Linked DNA regions of Homo sapiens: region 1 is linked to region 2. Evidence: chromatin contacts called from ENCODE Hi-C or POLR2A ChIA-PET data. All regions are on one chromosome and are shown on one strand. Each heading gives the region's core, a stretch centred on a gene start or an enhancer-like site at or near the end of the contact. The rest is flanking DNA. Distances are from core to core; before and after follow the strand shown.

Region 1 (5,755 bases), core at 2,060-4,559, 6.7 Mb before region 2:
GGCCAGGCTGGTCTCAAACTCCTGACCTCAAATATCTGCCCACCTCGGCATCCCAAAGTGCTGAGATTATAGATGTGAGCCACTGCACCCAACCAGAACTCAGGAATTTTTGAGGGTGATCATTCAATGTCTCTCAAATTTCTTTGACAAGAGAATAGCATGAAGTTTAATGCTTGGATTAAAGCAGGAGGCAAATAATCATCTCAGATATTATTAATCACTGCAGATGTTAATCAAAATTAGGCTTATTTTTCAGGCTTAGATTTTATAACAAAGCAAAAAATGCTAAGGTAAGAAAAATATGCCTCATCAATTTTCTTTGCTATTAACAATCTTGAGAGAGTTATGTTCTATGGAACATAATGTCAGTAATATTGACCTAACCCCATATACTCATTTTGCATGTGAGGAAATTGGTTAGGAGTGGGAGAAGAGACAAAATAGTTCAATATATGGTAAATGAGAAACCAGGTATCTGCTTGACAGAATCATCTTTTTGATCCCTAAGCACAGATGGAAAGAAGACCCTCAAAAATCTATCTCCTGTCCCCCTCTCAGACCCTATTCCTTTACTCATCCCTGTACACTACTGGGACAGGTCACATACACATTCAGACCCCAGATCCTCCTCCACAAATTCAGAGACCCAAGCACCCACCAAATAGCTTATCATAGTGGCTTTTGGGGAAGGTCAACTCCATTCCTCCAAGGCTCCAGTTTGCCAGTCTTTTCATGAATGGGTAAGGAAAGTGTGTATTTGAGGCCATTAGCTTCTTTCCAAATGCATACATCTTCACTTTTACTCACCCTGCAGACACTCGGGAATCAGAACCCATCACAACGCCCCCGTCAAACTCCACTGCCATGATGGTGGTCTGCAGAGACACAGAATATGGAATGTCAGGGCAAGAACAGCCTTGATGCCCTCATGTTAGAGAAGAAGAAACATTCCCAGAGAGGCGAAGTGACTGGCTCAAAGATTACACAGTAACAGGCCAGAGCTGACTGTCAGTACAGGCTTTTTTTCCCTTCATCTTTCCACTTTCTCTATTGCTTCATCCGGCTGCAGGGGAATGCCACAGCCCAGCTGTGATACAACACAGAAAGAACTGTGTCCCTAAGTTCCAACTTGCCTAGTGGAATCCTCTCCACTGTAGAGAGGTGGAGATGAGGCTCCTACAGGTAGAAGTGAAGCAGCTCCGCAAGTGAAAATTATCTCCAACGGAAGGGCTCATAGTATGTGCAGATGTGGTGTAGACCCAACACAGAGTAATTGACTATGATCTTGGGAAACAAGGTCAGTCTATTTTTTTTTTTTTGGTCCACAATCCTCCACTCTCACCCCCCATTTCATCAGAAGTGAGCTCTTCCAATTTACTGAACATTGGAAAAAATCGAGGAGGGCAGTGGTTAGCATGGCCAGGGGCAAGGCAGGAGAGAAGCAGCAAGGAACACATACAGATGGTTGAAAATAAAAGTTTCAGTTATGGAATTTCCGATCAAGAGGTAAATACATATCTCAGCAGCCAGGGAGGTAAATTTGTACCAAGAGATAATTTGACTGAGAAGTTTAAGCTGACTTTTCCAGGTCAAGAAAAGAATCAAGAAGAAGTGAGGGAAGATAAAGCTACATTTATTCTACTATTGAGTTGGAAGGAGCCTTAAAGATCCTCGGTTCAAATGAGGAAACCAAGTCACAGAAAATGCAAACGACTTATGCAAAGTCACACAGAGTTAATAGTAGACCTGGGACTAAAATTCAGGTCTAACTCTTATCCCTTGTTTCCACTTCTACTTCCTACTTGCCACTGCTCATTTGGCAGTGAGGGGAGATTTCCCAAATTATAAGTGGTTTCACTGTGTCTTTCTTACCAGGCCGTAAGTTACTCTGGCCCCAAAGGACGCTCCTCTGAGTATGCTTTCCGACGGACCGACTTATCATGAATAGAGGGTCAAAGAACAGGGTTAACTTCAAGTTAGAGGCTATTCCTCTCTAACAAAGCCGCCCCCAAGCCACGAGTGGTGGCAGTAGTCCAGAGCAGAAGCCAGCCAGCCAGTCTTGGGGCTGCCATCTGCCCCAGGCGCCCATCCTAAGCAAAGTCCCCCCAGTGGGCACATGGGAGTGGGCAGGGAAGACACAGGGAAGGGAGTAAGGCAGCATCTGGGCCAAGGAGAGGCCTTCCTGGGTCAAGCTAGGGAAGGGCATCACTAGTTAACACAGAACGCCCATTATCAGTGCTTGGGCTAAGAGTTGCCCAGTGGCAAGTTTATCAAAAGTCTGTGTGATGAGTTGGTCCTTCTCAATAAGTGCCTATATTTCCTTCTCCCAAGTGCTGTTCTACTTCACCCAGGGCACCATTTCCTCATCTCTTTGCACCATCCCCAACCCCCTTTCTTGATTTAACCAGCCCCCACTGTCCGGGACCAGAGTGAAAGCGAAAGCGCTTTAGAGTAGCTTCCCGTTGACGCTTCCAGCTAAGAGTCAAAGCACCCGCTTTTTCCACCAGCCTCGCGTGCCTGTTCCCTTCACGGACACTCTAGACGACCCCCCTCAGAAAAGAAATACTCTATGCTCATTGCGGGTTGCAAGCGCTGGCTGCTACAGGCGACCTCCCTGCGCTCCCGTTGGTCTCTGCATTCACTTCTCCGCGCGCGCTTCCAGGGTCCCCTGGCCGCTGCATCTCCTCCACCCCTCTGCCAACCCTCAAGCCCAGACCCATTACCCCGGTGTGGACTTCTCCCGCCCGGGGTAAGTCCCCGGTTGGTGCTCCCGCCCGCAGCATCCCTGCAAGGCACCGCTCTCCTCGCCGCCTGGGGCACTGGTTTCCAACCTGGGACAGCGCACAACGCGCAGCCGACAGCCCCGCCCCTTCGCGGCGCCGCCAGGAGGCGCCTGGGTGCTGCGGGGCTGCTTTGCGCGCGGCGCTAACGTGTGTAGGGCAGATCTGCCCCGAGACAAGTGACGAGGCAGCCCCGCCCTGAGGCTGGGGTGGGAAAACTGGTGCAAGTGGAAAGGCAGGAGGCAGGGAGAGGCGAGAAGGGTGTGCGTGATGGAGAAAATTGGGCACCAGGGCTGCTCCCGAGATTCTCAGATCTGATTTCCACGCTTGCTACCAAAATAGTCTGGGCAGGCCACTTTTGGAAGTAGGCGTTATCTAGTGAGCAGGCGGCCGCTTTCGATTTCGCTTTCCCCTAAATGGCTGAGCTTCTCGCCAGCGCAGGATCAGCCTGTTCCTGGGACTTTCCGAGAGCCCCGCCCTCGTTCCCTCCCCCAGCCGCCAGTAGGGGAGGACTCGGCGGTACCCGGAGCTTCAGGCCCCACCGGGGCGCGGAGAGTCCCAGGCCCGGCCGGGACCGGGACGGCGTCCGAGTGCCAATGGCTAGCTCTAGGTGTCCCGCTCCCCGCGGGTGCCGCTGCCTCCCCGGAGCTTCTCTCGCATGGCTGGGGACAGTACTGCTACTTCTCGCCGACTGGGTGCTGCTCCGGACCGCGCTGCCCCGCATATTCTCCCTGCTGGTGCCCACCGCGCTGCCACTGCTCCGGGTCTGGGCGGTGGGCCTGAGCCGCTGGGCCGTGCTCTGGCTGGGGGCCTGCGGGGTCCTCAGGGCAACGGTTGGCTCCAAGAGCGAAAACGCAGGTGCCCAGGGCTGGCTGGCTGCTTTGAAGCCATTAGCTGCGGCACTGGGCTTGGCCCTGCCGGGACTTGCCTTGTTCCGAGAGCTGATCTCATGGGGAGCCCCCGGGTCCGCGGATAGCACCAGGCTACTGCACTGGGGAAGTCACCCTACCGCCTTCGTTGTCAGTTATGCAGCGGCACTGCCCGCAGCAGCCCTGTGGCACAAACTCGGGAGCCTCTGGGTGCCCGGCGGTCAGGGCGGCTCTGGAAACCCTGTGCGTCGGCTTCTAGGCTGCCTGGGCTCGGAGACGCGCCGCCTCTCGCTGTTCCTGGTCCTGGTGGTCCTCTCCTCTCTTGGTAAGGGGAACGCAGGGCAAGAGGGGAGGACACAAGGGGACTGGGACAGGAATCAAAGGTAATTGTCAGTAAGGTAGAGTAGCGTGGGTTCTGGGAAATGTGGAGCAGGAGAAGGACTCCTAGCGTGGGTCTTGGAACACCACTTCGGTGTAGAAGAAACGGCACTGGACTGGCGGGGGCCAGAGGTTCTGGGCTCCATTGCTGACCGGGTCTTGATTCTTTGGGCCACGCCGGAAGCGGGGAAATCCTTTGCTCTGGGGCCGAAGGGCGGGGCATCCTCATCTCTAACAGGAGGCTTTTCTACTTCATGATCTCCAGCCTTCCTAATAAAATCCTGAAAGTTCTGGTAGAGCAACCACAGGGTAGTGAGTTCCAGGGCAGCCTATTTAGGTTCGGGATTGAGACGTCAGTGTTTCCTTTCTGCTGATGCCCTCCAGGATAATGGTGAGGGGGAGGAGGCGTGGTGGGGCCAGTCTGACTGGAACTGACCTACTTAGACTTAATATTTGTGCGTGACCTCTCTTCTCTTTCTCCAGGGGAGATGGCCATTCCATTCTTTACGGGCCGCCTCACTGACTGGATTCTACAAGATGGCTCAGCCGATACCTTCACTCGAAACTTAACTCTCATGTCCATTCTCACCATAGCCAGGTCTGGGGGCTGAAAATGGGGCACCCTGCAAATGAGGGAGTTGGAAGTTGGGGCTGCTGTCCGAAATGCACTTATATGGGGATACCTGGGACCTTCAGTCTGTTCCCTGAACACACCCTGATCCCCTTTTTTTCCGGGTTCTTTATAGTGCAGTGCTGGAGTTCGTGGGTGACGGGATCTATAACAACACCATGGGCCACGTGCACAGCCACTTGCAGGGAGAGGTGTTTGGGGCTGTCCTGCGCCAGGAGACGGAGTTTTTCCAACAGAACCAGACAGGTTTCTCCTGAAACTCTTTCATTATACGCCATGTACTGTTCATATCCTCATACATCTGCTTTGATCTCCCCCCTCCCCGCTCTCTCTCTCTCACACACACATACACACATTGTTCCTTCTCATTCTTGATATACCCTCTCCCTGTCTCTCTCTCTCTGTCTCTGTCTCTCTCTCTCTCTCTCTCACACACACACACACACAATTGTTTTTCTCATTCTTGATATACCTCAGGAGCAAAATATTGTCCTCCTTACCTTAAGAAAAACCTAGAGTTTTCATCTAGCATTTTCTTATAAATCTATTCCTATGTATCCTTAGATAGAAACCATAGAATTTCAAACCTGGAAATTTTGAGCTCATAGAGACCAACTGCCTCATCTGACAGAGAAGGAAACTGAGGCCAAGACCCTAAATGCTGAAACTGCACAGTTACATATGGCTAGAGACACACTTGGGGTTAGAACCCTGGTCTCTTGAGTGCTCCACAGACTTCGGCATGCTTTCTAGCAGCACTAGAAGCTGTACAGTTACATATGGCTAGAGATAGACCTGGGGTTAGAACCCTAGTCCCAGTGAGTGCTCCACAGACTTTGGCATGCTTCCTAGCAGCACCCTCCTCCTCCATCTCTGTTATGTGACCAGTTTAAGCTCTTCCTGCCTGTGTGTATAGCATGGGACATACAGGTTCTCTAGGGAACAGAAAGCTTTCAGGAAAATGGAAATTCACATGTGCATTAATGACTTTATAATTAAAATGAAGGTCAGGCCTTTCCTCTTTAACACTCATCTTCCCTGCACTGAGATTTGCAGACCTCTGGAGAACCCTAACCTTGTTTCCTGCAGCCTCCTTA
Region 2 (5,969 bases), core at 1,317-3,816:
CAGCTGCCCATTAGAATCGTTGTAATTTAAAAATACCCTCGGAAAATTCTAATATGTGGCTATCAAAGGTGATCATTTGCTTTTATGCCACTTTGTTTTCACCCAAATGGGACATCCAACCCTTTTCCTTTGAGAGTAGTTGTAGGGAAAGGAGGGGGTGGAGGGAGGGAAGAGCGGAAAAGGCTGGATCCGCCCTGAGCCGGTGTCAGTATCTGGGAAGTGGGAGGCGCGTCAGCAGTAAACAGCTTCTGCTAGGATTATTATCTCCTGCCACACACTCGGATTTGAAGGCTCCAAACGAAACAATGCAAAACGCTTCAGTGGAGTTCCAGAAGCGTTAGACTAAACGACTGGGTCTGTTTGGCCAGTCTGAGCAGCTGGGCGCAGATGCATAGGCAAGACTTAGCCCGCCTAGACTTTTCTGCCCACTTAATTCCGATCAAAGCAGAAACCGGCCGGGCGCGGTGGCTCACGCCTGTAATCCCAGCACTTTGGTAGGCAGAGGCTGGCGGATCACCTGAGGTCAGGAGTTCGAGACCAGCCCGGCTAACCTGGTGAAACTCCGTTTCTACTGGTGGCGGGCGCTTGTAATCCCATCTACTAGGGAGGCTGAGGCCGGAGAGTCGTCTGAACCCGGGAGGCGGAGTTTGTATGCAGTGAGCCGAGATCGCGCCACTGCATTCCAGCTTGGGCAACAGGAGCAAAACTCCGTTTCAAAAAAGCAAGCAAACAAACAAAAAAATGCAGAAACCGAGATCCGGAAGAAAACCTCGGCGAGATTCACAGAATCCAGGAAAATAGGTCTCTAGAAATTTGTCCATGGTCCCAGATCTCCATTTCTTGTGGGTGGGGCAGCTGTTACCAGATCCCTAGAAGCAAAGGTTTTTTTGGGGGACCGTGTCTCACTGTTGCCCAGGCTGGAGGGCAGTGGCACGATCTCGGCTTACTACAACCTCCGCCTCCCAGGCTCAAGCGACTCTCCTGCGTCAGCTTCAAGAGTAGCTGGGATTACAAGGTATGTGCCACCACGCCCAACTTATTTTTTTATTTATTATTTTTATTTAGTAGAGAGGTGTTTCACCATGTTGGCCAGGTTAGTGTCGAAGTCGTGACCTCAGGTGATCAGCCCCCTCGGCCTCCCAAAGTGGTAGGATTAGAGGGGTGAGCAGAAAGCAAAGGTTTTTGAGTGGCCACAGGCCCCACTCTATTTCCTTTTCTGCCTGTAATGGCAACCTAGACGCTTGAGCTTCTTAAAATACAAGAGTAAGTTGCATGTCAGGCACCGTTCTACATTAGGGACATTAGTCTGTTTTACAGACACCTTTCAACTCCCTGGTTAACTTTTAGGTAATATACTCTGCACTTTAGCAGGAATGGGACCTATAACTCTCACAGAATTAGGAAAGTGAGGCTGCCTACAGCCTAAATTGAGAAAAAAATAGACGGGGGACTAGTCGGAGGACCAAACAAGGTTACCAACACGTTAGAGTTTTGCCTTCAATTTACATTTTTAAAGTAATCACAACGAAGTGTTTAGATCACGAGGCATCCCTGCATGTAAACTGTTAGGCACTAACTATGGTCGATCTTACAAAGCATTAACTAGAATATTTCTTTAGAGTATGATAGTACGTAACTGACCTACTATTACATACAAACAGACCAACCTTTAGTAACAGCGCTCCCCAAAAACCGAAAAGCAGTAATACGCTTTGCTCAAGGTTGGCATAAAATTAACTTACCTTAGTGCCTTTTTTCCTTCTACCTACAAGCAGTGAGGTTAGCTCTTCCTTTGAAACGGTAGGGGGGCTCTGAAAAGAGCCTTTGGGTTTGATAGCGTTTCCGGGAGCTCAGATACCTGTCAAATCACTTGCCCTTGGCCTTGTGGTGACTCTCGGTCTTCTTAGGCAGAAGCACGGCCTGGATGTTAGGAAGGACGCCGCCCTGAGCAATGGTCACCCGGCCTAGCAGTTTGTTGAGCTCCTCGTCGTTGCGGATGGCCAGCTGCAAGTGGCGCGGGATGATGCGAGTCTTCTTGTTGTCGCGAGCCGCGTTGCCGGCCAGCTCCAGGATCTCGGCGGTCAGGTACTCTAACACCGCCGCCAGGTACACCGGCGCGCCTGCCCCAACCCGCTCTGCGTAGTTGCCTTTACGGAGCAGGCGGTGCACTCGGCCCACCGGGAACTGGAGACCAGCGCGAGAAGAGCGGGATTTCGCTTTGGCGCGAGCTTTGCCTCCTTGCTTACCACGTCCAGACATTGCAATCAGACAAAAATCACCAAAACCAGCGGCCTAAGCTCACGAGAAAACAAACAAAATCAAGAAATATGTAAAACATGGCCGCTTTTATAGGTAGTTCCTGGGGAGTAAATCCGACTTTTTGATTGGTCGGTAGCAAATGCTAGTCAGATAGCCAATAGAAAAGCTGTACTTTCATACCTCATTTGCATAGCTCTGCCCACGGATGACAACTGTGCAGTTTGTCTTCCAATTAACTAAGAGGTACTCTCCATCCCTCATTAGCATAAAAGCCCTATAAGTAGCAGAAATCCGCTCTTTACTTTCGACACATTTCTGGTGTTTTAAGATGCCTGAGCCAGCCAAGTCTGCTCCCGCCCCGAAGAAGGGCTCCAAGAAGGCAGTGACCAAAGCGCAGAAGAAAGATGGCAAGAAGCGCAAGCGCAGCCGCAAGGAGAGTTACTCTGTGTACGTGTACAAGGTGCTGAAACAGGTCCATCCCGACACTGGCATCTCTTCCAAGGCCATGGGCATCATGAATTCTTTCGTTAACGACATATTTGAGCGCATCGCGGGCGAGGCTTCCCGCCTGGCGCATTACAACAAGCGCTCGACCATCACCTCCAGGGAGATCCAGACGGCCGTGCGCCTGCTGCTTCCCGGAGAGCTGGCCAAGCACGCCGTGTCGGAGGGCACCAAGGCCGTCACCAAGTACACCAGCTCCAAGTAAACATTCCAAGTAAGCGTCTTAACACCTAACCCCAAAGGCTCTTTTAAGAGCCACCCAGATACCCACTAAAAGAGCTGTGGCCAGACGCCAAATTTTATTTGGCGGCGGAGGGGTATTAGAATATAGGAACTGGAGAGGGGTGGGGACAAGTGTTGCAGCTTAGAGAGGGACAAAGGGTCCTGAACCCGAAAGAAGCCAGCCATTAAAAATGGCTTTGGGGTCAATTCGTTGTGCTTAAATTTAAAATGGAGACAAGCGGCCATTTTGCTAACTCGGCGTTCCCGGAAGAAACCGCAGGCTCGCTTAGGTTTCAGACCCAGCTGTCTGTCCCTGTCTACGTCGCCAGGATCAACGGTTGCCGTAATGTCATAATTTCGCCACCAGCTTCTAGCCAATAGGCTGTCCTGTCATTTTAAATATTAACCAATCGAGGGAAAGCTGTTTTGAGACTCTGATTTACATAGCGGACCGGAGTGGGAACCTGGGCAGTAACTGCCTAAGGAAGGACTCCCCCTCTGTTTTCGTGGCGCACACCTTCGTAGTATACTGAAGGGTGTGTCTCCTGGGTTTCCAACTGCCCCGGTAATAGTCTTTTAACCTAATATGCGTCAGTTTTGATAACAACACTAAGGCAGTACAGAACTAAAGATGTAAGCACTGCGCCAGATGTTGCTTCATACATCTTATTCTATTCAACTGGTTTATTCAAGATTCAAATCAAATCAAATTTTGCTTGAATCCCAGTGCTCAGTCAGCCATAAATGGTGTGTTGCCTGATTGAAACTTAAAATCTCCGTAGGGGGCTTGTAACATGCAGACAAGTTTGAAAGTTGCTTTAGGAGAAGCCAACTCTTAACTGCTGGGTAAATTGACAAGCCTTCGAACACTGAACTGAAGGCCAGTAAGGACTAGGCGCTGGGTGGGGGAGAATGAAGAGGAGACGTCATTAAACTTAGCACATACACTGTATCTCCTAGAGGACTCTCCCTTCCTAGACAACTGCAGGCCGCTTTGTGGCCTGGGAAATTCCACATTCCCTTAAGTATTTTACTCATGGTCTTTTCCAGGTAAAGATTTTAAGATGAAGGGTTAGACGTAGTCTACCTATCTTTTTATTCAAGTCTAGAACACGTTTTTAGCACCTAGAAGTTTGCTTTCTCCATTAAAAACCGGGAATATACAATAAATAAAATTAGTGTTAAAGCAGATTTTTACAAACTTAAATACCATGTAATTTAGGTTACAGTTATTTAACATAAGGACTGTGTGATCTTAAATCTGCAATTTCTTTCACACCTGGGAAATAAACTAAGGCCTGTCTTTGGTGCCAGACAAGGCCTTATACTTGAACACTGCTGTGCAATCACAGGCTGCCTTGCCTAGATAACTTATCTGAGAAATTCTGATGAGAAATGAAATTTCCAGAGTCCCTCACAAGTAAATTTTTTTTTCTTTTTTTTTTTTTTTTTTGAGACGAAGTTTCTCTCTTGTTTCCCAGGCTGGAGTGCAATGGCGCGATCTTGGCTCACAGCAACCTCCGCCTCCCGGGTTCAAGCCATTCTCCTGCCTCAGCCTCCGGAGTAGCTGGGATTACAGGCATGCGCCACGACACCCTGGCTAATTTTGTATTTTTAGTAGAGACGAGGTTTCTCCATGTCGGTCAGGCTGGTCTCGAACTCCGGACATCAGGTGATCTGCCCGCCTTGGCCTCCCAAAGTCCTGGATTACAGGCTTGAGCCACCGCGCCGGGCCTAAATGGTTTTTTTTTTTTCTATGCCTCTAATGGACCTGGTCACTTATTCCCATTCAGACTGACCGCTCTCCTACCTGCCAACTAACTAATCAGTGTAACCAAAATCTGCAAACAAAATTCAGTATTCTTTCCCCGCCTTTTCCCCTTTCTCTTACATAGATTATGTTTTTGCCTGTGTTAGATGAAATAATTCTATTGCTTGTTCTCTCTTCTGTACAAGTACCCAGTAAGCAAATTATTAACTTCTTGGTCATTTATTTCTGAATTTTCCACCAAGACAGTGTTTATGTGAGTCATACAATAAGAACCAACAGAAATGTGTGTCTTGGAAACAGGTTGTCTATCCCTGGACCCTTTGAGTTTTCTGTTCACTTTCCTTTGGCTTTTGCATGCTAAAAGTTTATCGTCCGCGTTTGTTTGTTTTGGTTATTCTAATTGGACTTGGCTGATTGGTTGCATATTGGTGGCAGTAGTAGAATTTGAATTCTGGTTTTCTGGTCACATCATTAAGTGATTAGTCAGTGGAGAGGACAGGAAATCTGGTTTATTTATTAACCTTTTTTTGGGGTGTTTTTGTTTGAAGATGTTGATATTCTCTGTGAGGACACAGGGTTAGAGTTGGTGTTTTTCTTTCTGACTTTACATGGGATTTGATGTTTTGTGCTTGTATGCCTCTTTCCACCTTCCAAAACTTGTCTTTTTTGAGTCCAAATAGTTGTCGATATCTGCAAAACCAGTATTCCTGTGTTAAGATGATATGAATATAAAATGGCTGCCCTGTTATAACTTTTGACTTTAAGAAAGTGTTAGGACTAACAGGAGACAAAAAGGAAATCAAGGAAACCGAATGTCTGGTCTCAATAACTGCTATGGCAGAGGCTCTACAGCTTATTATTAATTTTAGTAATTTCACATTATTGCCCCTTCACGTTCTTTAAGTAAGGTTAGAGGACAGAAGAAACATAATGTTGTTACAAATTGGACTATTGAGTCAGGGAAAAAAAAGAGTGCTTTCAATATCTGAATAAAACAAAGATTTAATATTTTCTAAACCTTAACGAGTTTATTGTAAGGGATGTGATGCTGGAAACTAGGAAACTAGAATTTTCTTCTAAACTGAGAATCAGAATTATTCATATTCTCAGCAGTGGTGCCACCTGAGGGACTTCTGATCTTAATTACATACTTTTATTTCTTTAACTGATCAACATGCTAAATAGATAACCTATGGCTCTGTTTTTACCCACT

The links. Hi-C counts contacts between places; a loop is a spot of excess contacts on that map. ChIA-PET counts read pairs that join two places held with the same protein, here RNA polymerase II (POLR2A). Pooled maps may share reads with other maps.
Region 1: a pooled map shows a loop between it and region 2 (4-fold over the local background). The contact joins the promoter of TAP1 here to the promoter of H2BC4 in region 2. A Hi-C loop is called at or near these places in 3 of 50 pooled maps. POLR2A ChIA-PET finds 5 or more read pairs at or near these places in 2 of 52 experiments (CD8-positive, alpha-beta T cell and OCI-LY7).

Annotation. Positions count from the first base shown.
Region 1 is chr6:32,851,258-32,857,012 of GRCh38, reverse strand. It overlaps TAP1 (transporter 1, ATP binding cassette subfamily B member), which reads left to right and starts at 3,309. Exons shown (of 11, transcript NM_000593.6): 1 at 3,309-3,974; 2 at 4,511-4,625; 3 at 4,774-4,904. The coding sequence starts at 3,377. PSMB9 (proteasome 20S subunit beta 9) reads right to left here and starts at 2,821. Exons shown (of 6, transcript NM_002800.5): 1 at 2,724-2,821; 2 at 808-875. The coding sequence starts at 2,783.
Region 2 is chr6:26,120,523-26,126,491 of GRCh38, reverse strand. It overlaps H2BC4 (H2B clustered histone 4), which reads left to right and starts at 2,566. Exons shown (of 1, transcript NM_003526.3): 1 at 2,566-3,025. The coding sequence starts at 2,588. The coding sequence ends at 2,968. H2AC6 (H2A clustered histone 6) reads right to left here and starts at 2,320. Exons shown (of 1, transcript NM_003512.4): 1 at 1,802-2,320. The coding sequence starts at 2,259. The coding sequence ends at 1,867. RefSeq lists enhancers at 1,944-2,153, 2,244-2,383, 1,718-2,403, 1,211-2,410, 2,654-3,393 and 5 more and a silencer at 2,417-2,782.